Regions from separate parts of the Homo sapiens genome. Here region 1 is linked to region 2. A link is an interaction called in ENCODE POLR2A ChIA-PET data of the cell type or tissue named here. Cell type or tissue: MCF 10A. All regions are shown on one strand.

Region 1 (4,000 bases), 50 kb after region 2:
TTCTTTTTTAGGTTCTGACAGGGAGCAGAAATGAGTTTTTTGACTCAAGAAGATGGACGTAGCTGTAGTTCTTTAAAAACCATTTATGTGATTTCCAGTGTTTTCTCTGAGGCAGGTCTCCAACGATTTCTCTCCAGCATGTGGCAGAGACCACCAGCTGCTTAGCAGGCCCTCAACTGGGCCAAGAATGTTCGTGATAGGGGTTTCCACCCTTTCCATCTGTGGCCTGTGATAGGCAGAGTAATGGCCTCCCAAAGACGTCCAAGTCCTGATCCTTTGAACCTGTGCATATGTTACATGGTGAGGGAGAATTAAGGAAGCAAAAAAGGTGCTAATCAGTTGGCTTTGGGATAGAAAGCTTGTCCTTGGCCAAGCATAATCACAAGGGTCCCAGTATGTGGAAGAGAGAGGCAGAAAACTCAATGTCAGTAAAGCGATGTAAGAAAGACTCAATGGGCCATTATCAGCTTTGGAGATGGAAGGGGCCATAAGCCGAGGACTGAGGGCCACCTCTAGAAGCTGGAAAAGGCAAGCAAATGGATGTTCCTCTAGAGCCTCTAGAAAGGAACATCGCCTTCCAGATGTCTTAATTTTAGCCCAGTGAGACCCATGTCAGACTTTTGGCCTCCAGAATTATAAGATAAATTTTCCTTGCTTTAAGCCATTCCATTAGTGGTAACTTTTACAACAGCAATAAGAAAGTAATTCAAAGTTATCTGGGTTTTCAACCCTCAGGTCATAGGACCTGGAGGACATTGTCCCATGAGCTGGGAAGTGAAAATCATGGTGGTCACCTTAGCATCCTTCCCACTGACCATCTGGGAATTCTCATGGTTCTCCTGGCTAAGCCCCACCTGCATATGAGCACTTCAGCCATCAGAGTTTCCCTGCAATGGGGTCTCTTCTTGACGAGTGATGTTCCATTTCTTAGCAGTGTTGCCAGGGCCTCTCCTTAGTGTGGTCCAGACATCCTATAGCATTACAACAAGCTGCTTTTCACACCCACACTCGCCCCAAATGCCAAACACTTCCAGCCAGCACAGGGTCTGGGGGATTTTTCTCCCCTTCCAGATAGCCAGCCACAACTTCAATGAGCTCCGGCATATGGAATTAGCATGATAGAACCATGACATGCCAAGTGCCGGGAGCCAACCTGAGCCATTCTTGGGTTTGAGAAGTTATCAACTGGGAAATACTTGTGATTTACAATTTTCTTCTGTCCTCCACCATTCCATCACATGAACATCCAAGTCAAACTCCTGAGCTGGGTTAAGAAATTGGAATTCCTGAGGCTCTGGTTCAGGTTCTTACTACCTCTGTGACATTGGGAAAGTTGGTTACCATCATAGCGCCTCAGTTTTCTTATCTGTAAAATGGGGAAAATACATGAGTTAATATATGTCAAGTGCTTAGTGAACTGTCTGGGTCATGTTCAGTGCTATAAAAATGTTCATTGTTGTTGTTGCTGTTGTTTCTATCGTTGTTATTATTAAATGGGTCCCAAATCTTGAGGCAAGTCATTTGGAAAACCAGCTTGTTCGTGCTTTGCCACATATAGTCATGTGCCACATAACAATGTTTTGGTCAACAACTGACCACATACAGGACTATATAGCCTAGGTGTGTAGTAGACTATACCATCTAGGTTGTGTAAGTATACTGGACGATGTTTCCACAGCAACAAACCCACCTAATGATATATTTCTCAGAACGTGTCGTTAAGCGACATGTGACCGTATTATACGTCCAGCAATTGAGATGAATTACCGTTGCACACAGTGCTGAAGCTCAGGTGTGGACACCCTCTTTTAAAATATTTTTCCCATGAACATGTCCTCCAGGAAGCAGGCTCCAGTGTGTCACAGCCAGATGAGTGATTGTTAGGGAAGACAAAGCCTGTGTTTAGAGTTATGCAAGTATAGTGGGGAGAGGGCATCTTATTGCTGACTCACGCCCACTGGCAACCCAGCCTGATTCATCTAGACTGCTGCAGACCACTCTGCATGGAAGACCTCTGCTCAGAGGATCTCAGCCCACTGCATGGCCCACCAAGAGCCTCTGACATTCAGGCCGCTTGGTTCTTCTGGATTCAGTTCTTAGGTCCCCGAAAGTGGTAAAGGAGAGAGGAGAAAACTAGTTCATTTTCAGCCAGGAGTGGCCCCTGGCACACGGGACACTGCTTGCTTTGGACAGAGGCCACTCACAACAGGCTTCCCCTTCTGGGTGTGGTGGCCAGCCTGCCCTGACAACAGTGCGGCCTGAATCTGTGACTCTTAGCGGCTGCTTGGGACTGCTGCAAGACTCTTTGGTCTGTGACTTGCCCAAGAGAGAAGTTTCTGGGCAGAACGGGGAGCTCAGGAAAGAAGAAAGTTACATCCGCACAAAGTTTCAATTATAAAGCCCAATAATAACGATGACCAAAACAAAACAAAAAACGAAACAAAATGAAAAAGCCTACATGCTCTTTGGTATTGTTGGGACTGAAAACAATGGAACTGAGTTTCTTGACTTTTTCTTAACCTTATCCCCATGAAAGAGGTTTGAATTACAGTATTTTTCAAAGTAAAAGCCATCTGAACAGCTGCCTGAACTAACCTGGGAGCCTAGACAGTTTAGCTTCTTGACCTCTGGGATGTGGGGGAAGGGGACAAAAGGAAAGAGAGAGTAGGGGAGGAGCGAGCTCCTTCTGTTTTCTGGGCTGGCCATTTGAGGCCCATGAACCAACTGAGCTGATGTCAGACTCTGGCACTCCCACTTCCAGGAGTCACAACAAAGTGGCAGGGATCAGGGGCACCCCTGGGTCTCAGAGAAGTAGCACATTGTAGGAGAAAGAGAATATGCTGTGCAGACACACCCAGATTTGTGTTTTGCTGCTCCTTTCACTCCATGTGATTTAGACAAATTACATAACCTCTCTGCAAATAGGAAAACTTCCTTGTGCCTGTTGGTCTTGGAAGGACTGGGACTACATAATGCACCAATAGAATGTCTGGAGCACATCAGATGTACAATATATGAGCAGTAGCTATTTTTATTATTAAACACAACAACCACTTGGGCCAAAGGCCACCTAATTTGTAGAATCATTGAGCCAGAAAGAACTGCAACAAGTCAGCTCATAAAGTATGCATAGAAAGAAGCCTGGAAGGAAGTTTACTAAATATTAACAATGATTATTTCTGAGCAGTGGAATTGTAAGGATATTTGTGTTTTCTTCTTTATACTCTTTCAAATTTTCCAAATTTTCTTTAGTAAATGTGTATTTTTTTATACTGAAAAACTTTAAAACATTATTTTTTTTAAAAGTCTTCCATCTCAGTTTGTGGGCTCCAGTCAGATTGCACTAAGCCATCTAAAACCACAGTCGTCCAACCTGTTGCTAAAGCCATGAGAAAAGGCTGGCACCAACCAGTAAAGAATTCCCTCCAGTCTTCCGTACCATACATCCTGAATGGAGCATAATCCCTGCATGGTTTCTAGCCCATCATAACCTTGCTACACTGTTTCATAGAAAAACTTCAGCCATTGAGAATGATGTCATTCATCATATTTCCTCTTTCTTTGCCTTTTGCTGCCAGGAAGCCTTAAACAAATTTAATACTCAATTACAGTAATAATTAACTCAGATTTTGGGCATAATTATTTTCCCTTCTTCCTCTATGGTTTAATTTTCCCTTTATTATTCAACCAACTTATTGCATATGTGACTTTCATTGTAAACTACCTCAAGTACACTTTAAAAGTTGGACATAAATCATAAAGTATAAATAAATTAAGTTTTATCTGATCTCTTGTAAAAACCCATGATCAGCCTGTTAAAATTCATATTACTAAACATCTTGACCAGTAAATGTCAGGAGGGTGGCATGAAGAGCAAGAAAGAGAAAGCTCTGAGTCAAGGTCCATATTTAGTGGGAAAAAAAATCCTGGCAAATATAGATTTGTTCAGAACTAATTATTTACCTTTTTTTTTTTTTTTTTGAGACGGAGTCTCGCTCTG
Region 2 (4,000 bases):
TGGGTTTGTAGCCATTTCTAAGCCCTCAGCCTGGGCTCCTAAGATTTTAGAAAATCCGAAGTGGGTTTGGGCCCTCTCATCTTCCATCAGGGAAGCCCCTGTGACAACTTACCTCTCAGGCTTCATGAGCCTCTGTTGAGATACTTCAGGCCTGTCCTGAAATTTGAATCTGGAAATTCTAAGCTAAAATGGATTGGTCATACTGATACAATAATCCTTCAACGAAGTCCCTGAGTGCAGTTAGATTATAAGTTTGGCCAGGTGTAACTATAACCTAAACTAACAGTGGTATACATGATAGAGATGTACTGCTTCCTCCTGTAGTGCCGAGGAGGAATGCAGTCCAGAGCTGGTTTGGCAGCTTAGCTCTACATGTCTATCGAAGAGCCCAGGCCATTGACTTTTTGCTCTGTCACACCTAGGATGTTGCCGTTACCATGGTCCAGAATGGTTCAGCATCATGCCCTCCATCCCAGTAGCAGGATGTGCATGAGATAGAGAATGGTGGTGGGAGAGAAAGCATCCCCCATCCCTTAAGGACATTAACCAGAAGTTATACACATTATTTCTGTTTATATGATGTTGGCCAGTCTGTAAATATATGATCAGAAAGGCTAAAAATATAGTCATTAATCTGGGTGGCCATATACCCAGCTAAATTTCGGGATTTCTGTTATCATGAGAAAAGAAAATGAATATTCGGTGACACAGCCCTTTCTGAAGAGCCCAGTTGCAGAGATTAGGTGCAATAGTACAGACGTAAGGGCTGGGCTTGTTGCATAATAGAGTTATACTCTTAAAATGCAGCATAAATATTGTATGTATTGAAAAGTGCCATCAGGACCCTCTTTGGTTCCAGACTCTAAAGTAGAAGAGAAAGGGTATCACTTCACCAAGGATCAGCACCCAAAAATCTTGTTCTGCCCACCCAAAACAGAATCTCCTTCAGGAAGGAACTTTAGTATGTGTTTTGCTTTTATGCAGTATCCAGGAAAGAAACTTCAATGAGAGCTACTATTGCTTATAGCACAAGGCAGGGCATGAACTTGGGTCCAAAGTCATAGACCAAACACTTTTTTTTTTCCAAAATGTTTTTTCCTACCTCCACTTTTAAAAAAAAAATGAAACAAAATATCAGTTGAAATAACATTATTGAGAAAAACTTTATTCCAAGGCCTGGACTATAGTTAGACTGGATTTACATTTCTCTTTTAGAACCTGGAAGCCACTTGGCTATCTTTGCAGAGTTAACAATTTGCATTTGCAAAAATGGCCAGGTAACAGTACCAAAATATGTTAAATCAATTCAGGTTGTTGATTTTCTTTGAAAGTCTCTTCCAAAGAACTTCATGTTCTTTCTGGAATATGATTTAAGCTGCATTTCAGTGAGTTCAGTTCAGCAAATATTTGTTGAGCATCTATTGTTCACAAAGCATGGTGCTCAGGGGTCAAGAGATATAAGGCTGAAAAAAAAAAAAAAAAGGTCCCTTCCTTTTAGTAGCCCAGAATCTAGTTAGGAGAGATGTAGTTAAATAAGTTTAATCAAAAGCCAACTGTGATACCTATTACCAAGGTTCAAACAGTGGAATATAGAAGGATAAAGGGAATAGACTTATTCCAAGTAGGATGACTGAGGTAGGTTCTTGAGAGTACGTGGGACTTGGACTGGATTTCAGCTTGTGAATACTGACAAAAACCGCATTCCATTGTCTCTTGACAGAAGCCAATTTCTTTTGCTATTTGAGGATAGATTCAGGGACACTGGGGAATGCTGATTAGTTCCATCACTAATGCTGATTAGTAGTGAATGTTGAGTCATGCTGACTAATGTGTTCTAAATGGATTGACTCAACAATAAAGGCAACGTTGAGAGTCAAGAGTTCAGATCCTGAATTTCACCGATGAAGTGTAAATCATTTCGCCACTTAGTGCTTAATTTTTTTGTCAATTAAAATGTGCTCGTGGGTGAGAATCCAGTAAGTCATCTTGACCCATGAGGGCTTTACAAACTTCAAGGATAACAGACAGCTTAACAGCAACTACCAGGACAGGCTTATGCAACCTCAGGTTATTCATAGCTCACACAGAGTCAGAACACCCATCACATGCTGCTCGCCAGCCATGCGAAACTTCTGTTTCCTCACACATGCCATGAGAACTGACAAACAGTGCACTGAACTCACAAAACCCGACAAATAGAGGAGCTTTTGAAAAATCTTCCTATCTACCTACTGGGGTGTCTGTGTCTTTCTACAACAAATGTCGCCACAGAACTAAGGGCTTGCATTGCAGACACAGCTCTTTCTCTCTTTTGACATCTCCCCAGCTAGACTGCTTGAGAACCTGGCCTTCCATGTCCAGATGTTTACTGAATTCTGAAGCCCTCCCAGAGAGCCCAGGTTCTTTTGTTGCTCTCCAAATCATTTCCCACAGAGGCTGACCAGTGTCCTGAAGGAGCCCTTCAATAGGGAGGATAAATGAAGGCAGATGAAGACATGACCCCCTGAGGCTTGCCCACATCCACTGGAACAAAGGGTGTGAGGCACAACCTTGTAAGGAGTGTTTTGGTCAGCCGCGTCCCTATGCGAGGCCAAGTCTCCCCCACAGGGCTGCTTTCAATGGCTACCATCATAGTGGAAGTATTGGGCATTTGTTAAGGACTGTGGTGTGCTAGATATAGCACAAAACATCTAAATCATGGTCCCCTGCCTTTGTGAGGGCTTCCTGGCTACAGATGGCAGCTGGCTTTCTCAGGGGAAACTTGGGGGTCATAGAGAAAGCTGAAGAGGGGTGCTTGCTTCTGTGGATGACCTCTTCCCACCCAGTGCAGCGACACTCCCCTTTTGTCTATAGCTATCCTTAGTCAAGCCAGGGCTGCGGGACCCTAACCCACACTTCCGCTGTGTTTCTGGATCTCTGGTTTGCAAGGCCAGTGGCTCTGTGGGCAATACGTATGAAAGAGGACTGCTGTTGGAGGAAAGTTCCATTTAGGTTGCTGGTGGGAAGTTAGTGCATTTCATAACAATTTTTTTTTTTCAAACTTTCTCTTTTTTTTTTTTTTCCTTTAGGCCAAGAGAAGCCATAGGGATACTGTGACCTTTGTCTAGAGTTGATGGGGGTGTGATTTGTGAAATAAAACAGGACCGTACTGCTTGGAAGAAGGAAACGGAAGCTGACATAATGGGGATTAATTAGTTGATTGCTGTTGAGATGGTAACAGATTTGCTCCTAAACCATTGAGCTAGCGATTTCAGACCTAGCAGGGAAGGTGAAGATGAAGAAGCCTTTGTTCAGGTCTCTAGATGTGTAGGGCTGAGGGCTTTGCCGCCATGGGATGTCAACAGCCATAATAATAATTTGCACTTATATAGCACCTTTCAACCAGGCACCTCAAAGCGGTTTAACCACATTAATTAATTAAAGCCCACAATCCTCCTGGGGAGAGGAGGAGGATGACTAACAAGATTTGTAATTACAGGAGGGAACATTTCCGAATAAAGTATTGTCTACCAGATAAAAAGAGTAGGTGTAAAGGAATTGGGGTCTCCAAATAGTAACCGATTCAGAAATGAAATCATGGAATGATGTGGGAGGCTGGGGGCGGGCATGGGCAAGGGGGTCGACTCTGTGTCAGAGGGAGGTCGATGGGCTCAGAATTCACTGACAGGTTCAGATCCAGCCGAGAAGTGGAGCATGTATGGTATTAGTGGCATTTGAAGGTCATTAGTGGCATAACTATTGTAGTGTAAATTCAAGTTTTATTGGTATATTGTGTATAGCCCTGCAGAACAAAGACTGAGACTCATGCAGTATTTAATAAAGGATGAAATGATTTCTTTAGATTTAAAGCCCAAAGCTGGGCCAGTCAATTAGCAAATAAATCAATTGGTGACCCGTAGGATAATTTAGTCGTTTCCAGTAGAACACCCAGCCTACACACTCCTACTGCCATGAGGCTCTGATTGAAGCATCAGACTGGGTTCAGGGCAAGGTCTGGGGG

The links. Peaks named below come from ENCODE experiments on the same cell type or tissue, not always from the same donor. Only the 100,000 strongest peaks of a DNase experiment are listed, where the experiment ranks them.
Region 1: POLR2A ChIA-PET joins it to region 2 with 11 read pairs; 7 of 35 experiments call an interaction of 5 or more read pairs at or near these places.

The regions. Positions count from the first base shown.
Region 1 is chr14:68,524,710-68,528,709 of GRCh38, forward strand. It overlaps LOC124903334 (a long non-coding RNA gene), which reads right to left. Exons shown (of 3, transcript XR_007064223.1): 2 at 1-3,963. It also overlaps a transcript of RAD51B not described here. Among named protein-coding and RNA genes, the nearest start is that of RAD51B-AS1, 160 kb to the right of the region's middle. RefSeq lists enhancers at 1,717-2,238, 2,239-2,759. In MCF 10A, no CTCF peak of the experiment used is centred here; DNase peaks (open chromatin) are centred at 1,912, 2,172 and 2,772.
Region 2 is chr14:68,474,580-68,478,579 of GRCh38, forward strand. RAD51B (RAD51 paralog B) reads left to right here. Exons shown (of 11, transcript NM_133510.4): 11 at 3,069-3,514. The coding sequence ends at 3,085. Among named protein-coding and RNA genes, the nearest start is that of RAD51B-AS1, 210 kb to the right of the region's middle. RefSeq lists enhancers at 1,565-2,764, 1,761-1,980. In MCF 10A, no CTCF peak of the experiment used is centred here; a DNase peak (open chromatin) is centred at 2,092.